Regions from separate parts of the Homo sapiens genome. Here region 1 is linked to region 2. The links are chromatin contacts, found by Hi-C or POLR2A ChIA-PET in ENCODE. All regions are on one chromosome and are shown on one strand. The core of a region is the stretch at or near the end of the contact, and the rest is flanking DNA. Distances in the headings are between cores, read along the strand shown.

Region 1 (6,650 bases), core at 181-2,680, 170 kb after region 2:
TAGTCCCAGTTACTCGGGAGGCTAAGGCAGGAGAACTGTTTGAACCCAGGAGGTGGAGGTTACAATGAGCCGAGGTCGCACCACTGCACTCCAGCCTGGGTGACAAGAGTAAGACTCTGTCTCAAAATAAATAAATAAATAAATAAAAATCGGAGCACCAGAACTTTCATGGTCTCGCACAGCCTAGAATGTCACAAAAAAATGACTATTCTTCCCCATGGTCTCGCACAGCCTAGAATGTCACAAAAAAATAACTATTCTTTCCCATAAGGCTGACATAAATGCCTCTCTCATGGAAACTGGAATCTCACTCTACTTTTAAGGATGCTGCCAAACTCAGTAGTGCCTCCCGGATGAGACAACATGAATTCTGAAAAGCAATTAAAAACCTAACCTCAAACGCTCACTGTCAGGCATTGTGCCGGCATAAATTGGTACAAACTTTCTGGAAAGATATATGACAATGTTCACCATAATTTTTAAAATATGGGTTTTTTGTTGTTGTTTTTTGTTTTTGAAATGGAGTCTCGCTGTCACCCAGGCTGCAGTGCAGTGGCACAATCTCAGCTCACTGCAACCTCCACCTCCCAGGTTCAAGAGATTCTCCTGCCTCAGCCTCCCAAATAGCTGGGATTACAGGCATGCGCCACCAAGCCCAGCTAAATTTTTGTATTTTTAGTAGAGATGGGGTTTCACTATGTTGGTCAGGCTGGTCTCAAACTCCTGACCTCAGGTGATCCACCGGCCTCGGCCTCCTAAAGTGCTGGGATTATAGGTGTGAGCCACCACGTCCGGCCAAAATATGCAAATGTTCCACTGCAAGACCCCTCTCCTATGAATTCACTGTAAAGAAATAGCCACGGGGGTCCCCAAAGATAACACTCAGGGGTATTCACAGCAGCGTTGCTTATGATAGGAAAAATATGGATATTTCCAAAAATAGGAGATTGGTTGAATAAATTGTTAGTATTCAGGTATTAAAAATAAGAAGTGAATGCATTTATTGACAAAGGAAGATGTTTATGACAACACTGTAATTTGGTGCAATTTTTTTTAAGACAGGACCTCACTCTGTGGGCCAGGCTGGAGTTCAGTGGTACTATCTCAGCTTGCTGCAGACTTGACCTCCAGGACTCAAGCAATCCTCCCACTTCAGCCTCCCAAGTAGCTAGGACTACAGGCGCATGCCACCACACCCAGCTAATTTTCTTTTTTTGGTAGAGGTAGAGTCTCTTTATGTTGCCCAGGCTGGTCTCAAACTCCTGGGTTCAAGCAATTCTCCCACCTTGGCCTCCCAAAGTGCTGGGATTACAGGTGTGAGCCACCATGCCTAGCCTGCAATTTTTTTTTAAAGAGAGAAAACTGCCATCTGCTTCTCACTGTGGGTAAAGAGAGAAAGTCACCTTTGGAGCAGATTTTGTATGTACTGAGTGACTGAGAGGCCCCTCCCTGTCAGCCACACTCATGTTGGGTGAGTCAACACCATTGTGCTAGAGGTAAAGAGTAACATGACCTTTACAGCTCGTCAGCCAGGAGTGATTTTGCCTCCCTGGGAACATTTTGAAATATCTGGGGATATTTCCATGTGTCATGACTTTGAGTTGGGGGATGTTACTGGTATCTCATGGGCAGAGGTCAAGGATGCTTCTAACCAAACATCCTTCAACACATAAGACAGCCCCCAGTGCATGGTCTGCCCCCCATTTTATTTTTGAGACAGGATCTTGCTCTGTCACCCAGGCTGGAGTGCAGCAGTGTGATCATAGCTCACTGCAGCCTCAATCAATGTCCTGGGCTCAAGTGATCCACCAGCCTCAGCCTCCCGAGTAGCTGGGACTACAGGCGTGTGCCACCACACATGGCACATTTTTTTGTATTTTTTGTAGAGACGGGGTTTCGCCATGTTGCCCAGGCTGGTCTGGAATTCCTGAGCACAAGAGATCCTCCTGCCTTGGCCTCCCAAAGTGCTGGGATTACAGGCGTGAGCCAGTGTGCCCGGCCGCATGGTCCCTTTTGATGCTGACTGTACCTGAATCAGGATCTGCCAGCAAGAAAAAATACAAAAGGGCACGCATGGAGGACTGGGCCGATGACCTGTTTCAAGTATGTTCTGTTTTGTTCACCGCTGCCTTCTCAGCCCTGCTGGCACCCCATAGCCACTCAGATTAGAAGACTTCTCCAGGCCTAGAACAATATTCAACAAATGCTTGTTGAATAGAGCAGGTTGAATCAAGCAAGGGCATCTGTGAGCCTCCACCTGACTCTGCCAGACTGATGCTCAACAGTGACACCTTGTGGTGGGAACTGCAACAACCGTGCTGATGGCCACTAACACTTCTCCGTGGCTGGCATGTGCAGAGCGGATCCCTTGGGACAGAAAGGCCCCAGAATTTGCAGAAAAATCATGAGGCTAAAGAGAAGCAGGAAGCCTCAGGAAGATGATATCTGATGTTCTGCTAATAAAGACAAACAGGTATCTGAGCAATTAATGGAAAAGATCCAGGAGGGATGACAATATATTTGGCCCCCAAACTGATAGAACAAGTCACAGAGGTTATTTTATTAGGTGAAAAAAAAAAAAATTTAAGCAATATGTGTGGATAATTCTATTTTTTAAAGTATACATATATCCATTTGTCAGGAAAAATTATACCAAAATGACAAGAGCAGTTACCTAGAGGGTGGAGCTTAGGGTGATTTTTTTAAAATCTATTTTCTGGTTTATGTTACAATTAATGCAAATTACTTCTGTTAAAAAAAAAATTAGAAGCTAGACATTGACCCAAAATGCAAAGCCACGTCAGAATGTCTAAAGTAAAAAGACCCTGGTCTCCTATTCACACTCAATATTTTCATATCTGGACCCTAATTATCCAGAACCAGATACCCTAAACCTCAGCGGGTCTTCCTGGGGCAAGAGTTCAAATCCAAGAGCTGCCCTTGCTGGTGTCTTCCGGCCTCCAAATCCCAGGTCCACGCTGCCTCTTCCTGCGTTTCGGATTTGCCCCCCAGGGTTGACTCTGTCTCGTCCTGGCCTGCAGTGGCGGGCACGGGATGCCGAGGGACCGCGGCAGCTGTGCTGGGGACAAGTCTCCACATCCCCGACCCCGGGGCCTGCTCACCTGACATGTGGACATTCCTGAGGCAGGAGAGGGAGGCGTTGAGGCGGGCACACTCCTCCCGGTTGGCTCCGTATTTCTCCACAGTCTCGCACACCTGTTCATCCGTCATCTCCAAGAGGTCCTCCAGGCTCAGCTGGCCGGGGGAGATTTCCTAGAGGAGGGGAGAAGGATTGTCAACCGTGGGGCAGGAACAGCATCTCTGCCTCCACGCTGCCCTGTAGTGGTGCCTAGAGGAGAACACTCCGCAGTGTAAACGCTTTGCATGACAGTGGGGTCTCCGAATCTCGGGTTTGCCACTCATTATCTAGATAACCTCTGACCAGTCGCTCAACCTCTCTGGGCCTCACTTTGCTCATCTGTAAAGTGGGACTCCTAAGTGTCCATACTTGGCAAGGTAGCGCAGGTGCTTAGTGCTATTATAATTACTACCCTGTCTGGCGTCAACACTGTGCCTGTCTCTCGAATGTTTATAAGGCAGGGCCCCATTTTTTCATGTTTGCTTGGCTCTCAGTGCCTCCCACTCTGCAGGGACTCATCTAAAATCCCAGCACAAACTCAGAGCAAGCACAGGACAAGGCAGGTGTGCTGGTGGCTGGGTCCCACTCTCTCTCTGCTTCCTCTCTTCTCTGGCTGCAGGGTCTAGGGCTCACACTGGTCTTCAGAAACCCTAATGGAAAAGGGGCTGAAAGTCCATGCCCCGTGCTGGAAATGAAACTAGGTTTGTTTTTGAGCCCCATGGGGCATGGCTTTGCATCCTAAGGCAAAGCAGAAACACTGGAGTATAGCGTGGAGTGGGGGAAAGGGACCTAGAAAAGGTAGGATTCCCAACTTAACGTGTTGGGCAGGTGAACTTTCACCGCCACCCCATGTTCCCAAAACAGTGTCTCCCTAGACCATCATATGGACACACCTCAAAATTTGTCAAGCTTCTATATTTATGCATCAGTATCTGTATGTATATATGAGTCTTCTTTTATAGCACTTACTACTCAACATTTTAACATATATTGTTATTACTTAAGGGTTTTTTGCCTTTTTTTGTTTTTTGTTTATTTGTTTGTTTGTTTTGAGACAGTCTCGCTCTTGTTTCCCAGGCTGGAGTGCAATGGCGCGATCTCGGCTCACTGCAACATCCACCTCCCGGGTTCAAGCGATTCTCCTGCCTCAGCCTCCTAAGTAGCTAGGATTACAGCCACTCACCACCACGCCTGGCTAATTTTTGTATTTTTAGTAGAGACAGGGTTTCACCATGTTGGCCAGGCTGGTCTCAAACTCCTGACCTCAGGTGATCTGCCCACCTCAGCCTCCGAAAGTAAATAAGGGTGAAATAGCCTACGGATGGTGTTTCTAGGGCAGTATTGCGGAATACATCTACCCTCTTGTGGTCATGTTTGTGTATTACAACAAGATACAGCTCCCACATTAAACTGATAGCCAGAAAGAAGAAAACTGTCTCAGTACAAAAAATTATCTTCAAAAATATGAGCTATGGTGCCTTTTCAACTCACCCAGGCAGGCAGGGGGCAGAGAGAGAAGAATAGTGGAGTCACTTAGAGGCTTTCTCAAATAGGGACACATTGCTGGTGAGCCCCTTTAAGAAAGGTGATGACCACGGATCTGTTTATTTCTGGTTGTTGTTTTTCTTAAATAGAGACAGGGTCTCCCTCTGTCACCAGGCTGGGGTGCAGTGAGGCCATCATATCTCACTGCAGCCTCAAACTCCTGGGTTCAAGCGACCCTCCCACCTCAGTCTCCTGAGTAGCTGGGACTACAGGCATGCACCAACATGCCTGGCTAATTTTTAAATTTTTTTGTAGAGATAGGATCTCACTATGTTGCCCAGGCTGGTCTCGAATTCCTGGCCTCAAGTGATCCTCCCACCTCGGTTTCCAAAAGTGCTGAGATTACGGACTTGAGCCACTGCACCCAGTCCAGGATCTGAAGGTACAGAATGACTCATGTTTGAAGGGGGTGATTCATAACATAAAAGGATTCTCCTCTTTGCTTCAGGATTCACTTGTGCATTTTAATCTTATGATTTATATATGTATATATTTCAATTTACTCTAAAGCTTAAGTTCAGAAAAAAATCATAAAAGTAACATTTTTATAACATCAAAAATGGAGAAACCCTTAACAAACCTGGGCCAAAAGGGCAGACACACCTCTGTTTGATAAAATAATAGTAATAATAATAGCTGAAATGGATGGAACACTGTTTTAAGGTTTTTGATAGATTTCCTTTTATTATCACAAAAACTACTGAAAGTAGGCACTTTTATCATCACCACTTACAGACTAGGACAGTAAAATTCAGAGAGGTTAGACCACTTGCCTAAGGTCACACAGCAAGTCATTGGTGGAGCCAGGATTCAAACCCAGCTGTTTTACTGTGGAGCTTTCTCCATACTTCAGTCACTTCACAGAAAGGGGACCTCTGGTGGACACATACCTGAACTGCAGACAAAGAGCAGAAACCCCACGTCTTCTCCCGCCCACTCCCTGGGTCCCTGGACTCAAGATGCTCAGTGACTAAGGCAAGAGCCAAAACTCAGGTACCTGCAGGTCAGGTAAATGTAAATGAGCAAATCGCTGCCAGACAGGAGCTCAGTTCAGCATGGTCAACATTTCTGATTTTGTAAGTGAAGCCAGAGATCTCTGGGTTTTTTAGACAGACTCTTTCGGTTTTTAAGTATTGGCTCAAAATAAATGTCCTGACATCATATTAACCAAACAACAACAACATGTCTGCATATCAGAACCAGCTTGAGGGCCACCAGTTTTCAACCCCTGGTCTAGAATCGAATCGTTTCTACCTTATTTGCCCCCACAAGTGGCACTTGATATATAAATGACTCTGAAGCCTCCAAAAGAAATGCCCTGAGCCATGCAAATACAACACTGTCTGTCCTTATACAGGACCATTCATTCTAAGGATATTTGCAAGAAACTCATCTGGCCATACTGGGAATGAAATAAGGAAATACGAGATTGCGCGTGGTCTGATGTGCATATGCAAGATGGGGTGGGGTGGGGGCCTGGAGGAATGGAGCGGGGTGATGCTGCCTCTAACTTGGGATTCTTAGATCTGGTGGGGCTGGGTGAGATTCTTGTCCCTGCGGACAAGGTCTAAAAAAGACAGGAAGCCTCTTCAAGTAGGAAGCAGGGAGCGCCTCGAGAGAGGACTCTTGGTTTCACTGGCAGGGAGGCAAGCTCCTCTTCTGCCCAGCTCTGGGGGGACCCAGGCAACAGGAAAACAAGGCTAATGCACAGTGCTTCTGACCTAAAGCTTTGCTGTCCATCTGAGCTGGACATCCTGCTAGCCCCATCCACTTGCCAGCTAGACTACTCACTTAGCTCTGAGCCTCAGTTTCCCACTCTGTACAAGGGGGATAACAGTCACACCTACTCAAAAGGTCATTGCGAGGAGGCTGAACAGTCTCAGCAGTTGAGATCCTAAGTGCAAAACCCTTTGCACAATGCCTGGCATGAAAGATGCAGTGATGTCCGCTGGTTTTATTAGGTTTG
Region 2 (7,152 bases), core at 1,444-3,943:
GCACATATACGTATCAACACTTTCTAGAAAGACAGGCAAGGGGCAGTTGGCAGGTGAGGGGGCTGTGGATTTGGGGAGTAGATACTTCGTTACTTTTAGACTTGTCTCTACCATTTGAATTTAGTAACAGAAGCATTCCTTTATAAAAATAAAACACAATTTTTAGTTATATAGTAGTCATATATAAATAGTATATGACATATACTATTTTTTTTGCCTAGAATGTTTTCTTTTTATTTTTGTCAAAGGAAAAAAATTCTAGAAAACAGAGAAACAGACATTAAATAACAGAGTCAACTGTTATTTAATATTTTGATGATATTTCATTATTTTTTCAAGAAGTTACACATTGAAGATCAAATTTGAGTTGGATTTTTGTTTCCTAAATGGCTGCTATAAGTCAGCTGGTAACTGGTATCTTGGATTTAGTTGGCAAAAATGAAAATGTAGTTAGGTATAAATTCCTAGAAATTAAACACATATCCTATACCTACATAAATGTGTATATTATATGTCTATTGGAACATTTACACCTGAAAAATATGCAAGATGTTTGAAGAACAGCTAGATAGTGCTTATTTTAGAGATTAAACTTCGCTCAGTGACAAATCATCTCTTGATACCTAACAGACCTTCTACCAAGGCTAGATTTGAAGAACGAACAAAATGTCCCTTAAATACATATTCCCCTCTTGTCCACTAAGACACACTTCAGGTCTAGGGCAAGAGAGGAATAAAGAAAGGGAGAGGAAAGGAAAGATGTCCTGATGCAGAGGTTGCCAAATCTTTTCTGCAAAGGGCCAGAGAGGAAATACCTTCGGCTTTGCAAGTCACTTGCTCTCTACTAAAACTCTCCATTTCTGACTTTGTAGCAGAAACTCAGCTGCAGACAATGTGTAAGTGAACACGTATGACCATGTTCCGATAAAGCTATTTACAAAAATAGGCAATTGGCTGAACTTGGCCCCTGGGCTAGACAGTAGGTTGGGTAGTTTCCCAACCACTGTTCTAATAGGATCTAGACTTACCTGAAAGTTGGGAAGTGAAAACAAAACACTAAGAGTAGCCCCTGAATCCCACTTCCCATCACCTGGCTCCCCTAGAGCCCTCATCTCTGCCACTGGGACTTTATCTAGTGTCTCTCCTTTCCTCATCCTGACCCACCCCTCCTGGTATGGGTTAGGTCTTCTCCACCGCTCTGACCACAGTTTTGAGGTACACACTGATTTTTCTGATGACTTGATGAGTATGGGCCTCTCCCACTGGTTTGGGAGTGCTGGGAAGGCAGGGGTTGTGTTTAACTTCTTTCTGGCTCCCAGCACCCAGCACAAAGCCTGGCATATAGTAACAGCTCCATAAAAACAGTTTAACTAAACAAATACATGAAAATCCAAGTGTTTCCACTGTACTATTACATGAATGCTCACGGGCTTTCCATGGAAATGAGCAGGGAGGGGGTGGCACTCCAGTGGATCCAATTTTCCTCGATGCCATGAGAGAGGCAAGGCTGGCACCCACCCTCTATACATATTTCCAATAGGAGGCATTTACTGTGTAGAGTGGTTATGTGGGGTTTAGCTGGCAGGAGAGGTAAGTGCCTGTACCAGCCCACTTCGGGGAGGGAATTCCAATTCTCATACAAATGCCTATGTCAGCACCAAGTTCTCTCTGTGTCACATGCCAGGGGCCGGACACTGTGCTCATGACACATTATCTCATTTGGGGTTGGAGCAATTATGACTTCCATTTTGTAGTTAAGGTAACCGGCGTTCCCAATAATTAATGTATGCAGATCACAATTCAACACAGGCTGGAGTGTGATGGCAGTTCTGGCGGATTTCAAAGCTAGTTCCTCATCACTCTATTAATTCTACCGTAAGAGTTGATCGCATGTGTTCCCATTTTACAGAGGTACCTGTGCAAACAGGTTGTCAATTTCAGGGTTAGCCAAGGAGAATCAATCTTAGACTCGCAATCTGGGAGGGGAGGGGTAGGGGCTGGTCTCAGCCAGTTCTTTAACTGGACACTGACAATGCTGCCTCTGCCCCATGGAATAATCCAGAAGCCCATGGCTCCCTCTTCCAGTAGAGACCCACTGCACAGCACAGCCCAGCCTCCTCCACCATCCCCTGAGCTCATCCAGACAGCGACCCGGACTTTGCCTCTTAGGCCTGATCTGTGTTGGCGTCCAGGCCCGTTGATTTTCCTGCATCCCTGTGATTAGTGACTAATCTTATTTTTTTGTTCCCAAACCCATAAATCGGTTACAGACCAAATATTTACACAGGCCATCATTTCCGACTGAACCAGAGCTCGTGACAGCCCTCATTATTAAAAAGGATGACTGATTTTGGGCAGAGATTTCACGGCCATGTGGCTGGATGTTTTCTTTTAGGTTTCCTTCCTCCTCCCCTTGCCTGAAGAAAAGACAATTTCCAAGATAAATTGGCGCAGAGGTCTGCTCTCACTGTCTCCCCGGGGCTGATGGTGTGGGCAGGCTTCCATCAGCCCAGTAAGTGATGGGCCCCCAGAGAAATGGCCAGTGCTAGCTTCTGCCCGCATCTCCTGGCCTCCCTCTGGGGCCAAAGAGTGGAACAGGGAGTCATTTGACTCACAAACATTCCCGAAATCAGAGGCTGTAGAAGACAGCAGAGGGGAGGGGCCCAGAAGAGGAAATAGCTGCATCCCCACCTCCAGCCCATGTGACCCACAGGGCAGGGAGTGGTTTGGCCTGTCAGGTGCCCCACCCCCAACCCACCACCAGAGGCCACATGTTGAGTGGATAAGATCACTGGACAGAGAAGCAGGAGGATGAATTCCTGACCTAGCTCTGTCATTACCTAAGTTACCTTGGATTTTAATGCTGATTCCCCCCCTGTAAAAAGCAAAGATTTGCGGAAGGTCCCTTTATATCCCTTTTTGCTTCAGGTACCTTGGTCCTAATTATGACAGCTGCCATTCATTTCACCCTTCCTACATGCCTGGCTTTGTGCTAAGCATTTCAGAGGCATCAGCTCATTTTATTCCTTTTTTTTTCTTTTTTTGAAACAGGGTCTTGTTCTGTCATCCAGGCTGGAGTGCAGTGGTGTGATCACAGCTCAATGCAGCCTCAATCTCCAGGGTTCAAGCCATCCTCCTGTCTCAGTCTTCTCAGTAGCTGGGACCACAGGCACACACCACCACACCCAGCTAATTTTTTTTTTTTTTTTTTTTTTTTTTTTTTAGCAGAGATGAGGTCTTGCTATGTTGCCTAGGCTGGTCTTGAACTCCTGGGCTAAAGTGATCCTCCTGCCTTGGTCTTCCAAAGGGCTGGGATTACAGACATGAGCCACCATGCCTGGCCTCATTTTATTCTTTATGATGGGATCTGTCATTTGCAGATGAAGAAACAGAGGGTCAGAGAGGCTAGGCGACTTGTCTAAGGTCACACAGCATATAAGGGGCAGAGCCAGGATTTGAACCTGGTTCTGTCTGACCCCAAAGGTCTTAACCCTAAAATATATCACAGACTCCCTAGGACCTGGATTTGCTTGTAACACCTGGATAAAAAAGCTCATTGTCATCTGGATTCTCAACACTCCAGCATCTCCATAGGAAAGCACCCAGAGTCAGTGTTCTAAGCAAATGCATCATTGATCATTGTCTACTCAGGTGGTAAGCCCGTAAAGACCCTTCTCTGTGCAAGCAGGAGGTCAGCCAGAAATGTTTTACTCAAGGAAACTGATAGTTTTGCCACCTATGGGATATTTCACAGATGCTTCCTTTATCCTGGGAAAAAATAAACAGAGAGTGAATCCTTACAAACATGCCTAAATTGGAATATATTTCAATCTATGATTCTATGAGATCCACGCTGAAATCCACGCATCAGAGCCCGAGAGACAGACAACGAACAGTATCTACCAGTTCCTGAGGGCTTGGAGAGGACTCAGAAGATGCTGGGGCTGGCGGGCTGGCTGGCTGGGTGCCCAGGGCTAGTTGCTTAACCTCAGTGAGCTCTTAGCTTCCTCGCTTGTAAAATGAGGGGCTTAGAGCAACTCATCCTTAAAAGCTTATCCACCCTCAAAGCGGCGATTCTGTGATGCTGCTCCCTCTTTTCCAAGCTTCCAGCACGACCTTGGGCAGGTCAGAATCTGTGTGGTTTCAGGTCTTCTTATTTATACAACAGGATAACCTCTCCTGCCTCTTTGTCTGCCCCTTGCTTCTGTGGGGGCAAGTGAGTCAGTGTGAGCTCAGCAGAGAGTGCAATTAAACATCAGCAAGTATGATCCCACCAGTGTGGAATTTCTAATAATTCAGTCGTGGCTCTCCTACTGTGACTCCAGGAAACAAAGTCTGAATCTCTTTTTCCACGAGAGTTTGAAGAACTGTTGCCTGAAATTAGTGGGTTTCTTCAAAGCCAGGCTTTTGATGTGCTTTCAACTTTTGCATCCAGCATGAACTTGTTAGGGTAGAAAATTTGCTTATTTGGGATCAAACAGTATAGAGGGTGGGCTCGCTGCAAATTGTCACTTAACGTGTTCATCTATGTAATTATTCCTGCTCAGCCGGACTCAGGCATTTCAATATCTGAGCCAATAGCCTGTACTGCTGTCTTGCAGAGGACACTGGTTTTGTGACCGTCTAGCATTCACCCCACTCCACCTCGGGGAATTCTCTCTCCTACTCTGTGCACAACCTTATTGGGGGTGTCAACTAGGGTACACTGCCTTCCCCTAACTCACCAGGTGCCAATCAGACCAATCTGAGTCTCTCTTGGGAATATGAATCTTCAACAGCATGACACACGATGGAAAAAAATATTTGAAGCTCAATCTAGTAGTGGTCCCTCCCAAAATCAGCTGTCAAGTCATCCCTGCTACTTAGAGCCCAAAGACACCTGGGTCCTGCCCCTTTCTGAGCCTGGGTCTCCAGCTTTCCTGTCAATCCTGAGAGTTATCCCATAATATCCCAAACAAGTTCATTTTCAGCCTAAGTTAGATAGAGTTGGCTTCTGTTGTTTGCAACCAAAGATCTCGTCTCTAACGTATTCTGAAACCTTTAAAGCTGAATTCCCTTTTAAAAAAAAGTCTATTGGCCGGGTGTGGTGGCTCACGCCTGTAATCCCAGCACTTTGGGAGGCTGAGATGGGTGGATCACTTGAGGTCAGGAGTTCGATACCAGCCTGGCCAACATGGTAAAACCCCGTCTCTACGAAAAATACAAAAACTGGCCAGGAATGGTGGTGGGTGCCTGCAATCCCAGCTACTTGGGAGGCTGAGGCGGGAGAATCGCTTGAACCCGGGAGGCGGAGGTTGCAGTGAGCCATCACGCCACTGCACCCCGGCCTGGGTGACAGAGCAAGACCTTGTCTCAGAAAAAAAAAGTCTATAGCTCAATTTTTTCACTAAATCAGACTAAGTACCCGCAACTCAAAAGTTTCTCAAGTCCTTTGGGGTGGGGCCCACAAATCTGCATTTTATCATGCTTTCCAAAGATCATTTCAAGCTCCCCAGAACCACTCTCTGCATCATAATTCTACACCGATAACATCAGCCAGTGTCCAATTGGCAGGTTTGACATTGGCTGATGCTCTGAAGCAAAATACTTTTCACATGCTAGTGTCTGCTCAGGCCCTCCAAGAACCAGACTCTAAGGCCTGAAGGTTTAGTCCATAGAGGCTCGATCAGGTTTCGAGTGTGCCAGAAGCAAGAAGAAAATGTGCTGCCAAAGGACACTCTCCAGGATGGCCATAGGGATACAACTGCACACGCCATGAAGTCACTGCTGCTGTAAGTTTGGAGGACGACTCAGATTCCTCTGCCTTCCCCACTGGAAAAGCCCATAGTGTTTATGTCAAACTCTAGACACCCGGTCACAACTCATTTAGCAGATCTCCTTCTTTCCTTCCTTCTCTCCTGCCTCCTTTTTCCTTCCTTGCAAACGACACATGCATTACACACATAGTAGGTATTTTCATTGCAAAAGATTCACACATATAGTCAAATTTGGAAGTTCCTCCAACCCCCTTACTCTCACTGCCTGTCTCAGTGTAAACTCTTCCAACTCTTCTGTGACCATAACTACCTAATACCAACATACAATGAATATGTCCAAACATTATATAAATGTATATATACATATTTATGTTTATATCTATTTCTCTTTGTAGAAATACGATCATACTATATGTGCTGTTTGGCAGTTTGTTGTCTTCACAAATCAATGTATCTTGGAGTTTTAAACATCTCTTTGTGTAGACCAGGGGTCATCCACCAAAGGCCATGCCAGGTGCAGCAAAGCAGAGATGTCTTAATAAGAGAGTGATTTAATAAAAATATGACACATCCATATTATAGAACACTATTCAGTCATTAAAAAGAATGAGGTGGTTCTATAACAGGGGTGAAAACTTTCTCTGTAAAGGGCCAGATAGTAAATATCACAGGCTTTGCAGGCCATGCAGTCTCCACTGCAACTACTCGATTCTGCCTTTACAAAAGCAGTCCTAGGCATTATATAAACAAATGGGTGTGGCTGTATATTAATAAAACTTTATTTACAAAAACAGTCAGCAGGCCAGATTTGGCCCCGGGGGGCATGGGTGGATGACCCCTGGTCTACACAAACAGATGTTTCAAACTCCAAGATACATTGATTTATGAAGAAAACCAACTGCCTAACAACACATATAGTATGACCGTATTTATACAAATAAATATAAATATAAATATAAATATAAATATGTATACATGCATTTATATAATGTTTGGACACTTTCATTATATGTTGATATGAGGTAGTTATGGTCACAGAAAAAGAGCTAGATGGGTTTAAACTGAGAAAGATAGTGAGAGTAAGGGGGGTGGGGGGAACTCCCAAATTTGACTATGTGTGAGAATCTTTTACAGTGAAAATGCCTAGCATGTGTGTAATGCATGTGTGATTTGGAAGGAAGGAAACAGGAAGGCAGGAGAGAAGGAAGAAGAAAAGGAAGGAAGATGGAAGAGAGAAAGAGAAGGAGGGAAGAATGAATGGAGGGAGGGAGGGAAGGAGGGAAGAAGACAGAAAGCTGTGTTCCAATAAAACTTTATTTACAAAAACAGGCTGTGGGCCAAGTTTGGTCCATGGCCACAGTCTTCCAACCTCTGGTTTAGAATACCAAGTCCACGA

The links. A loop is a pair of places that touch in the nucleus more often than their neighbours do. ChIA-PET counts read pairs that join two places held with the same protein, here RNA polymerase II (POLR2A). Pooled maps may share reads with other maps.
Region 1: a loop to region 2 is called in a map of PC-3, with 3 times the contacts of the local background. The contact joins two enhancer-like sites. A Hi-C loop is called at or near these places in 1 of 168 maps with a recorded cell type or tissue (PC-3) and 3 of 50 pooled maps. POLR2A ChIA-PET finds 5 or more read pairs at or near these places in 2 of 52 experiments (AG04449 and WTC11).

What each region holds. Positions count from the first base shown.
Region 1 is chr12:117,852,306-117,858,955 of GRCh38, forward strand. It overlaps KSR2 (kinase suppressor of ras 2), which reads right to left. Exons shown (of 20, transcript NM_173598.6): 3 at 3,123-3,273. Among named protein-coding and RNA genes, the nearest start is that of KSR2, 110 kb to the right of the region's middle. Within about 2 kb of position 1,431, at least 5 of the 41 ENCODE cell types and tissues checked have a DNase peak (open chromatin) inside an H3K27ac peak, as active enhancers do; they include PC-3, where a contact is called at or near this core.
Region 2 is chr12:117,683,023-117,690,174 of GRCh38, forward strand. The region is part of intron 4 of KSR2 (kinase suppressor of ras 2); the gene reads right to left. Among named protein-coding and RNA genes, the nearest start is that of KSR2, 280 kb to the right of the region's middle. Within about 2 kb of position 2,694, at least 8 of the 41 ENCODE cell types and tissues checked have a DNase peak (open chromatin) inside an H3K27ac peak, as active enhancers do; they include PC-3, where a contact is called at or near this core.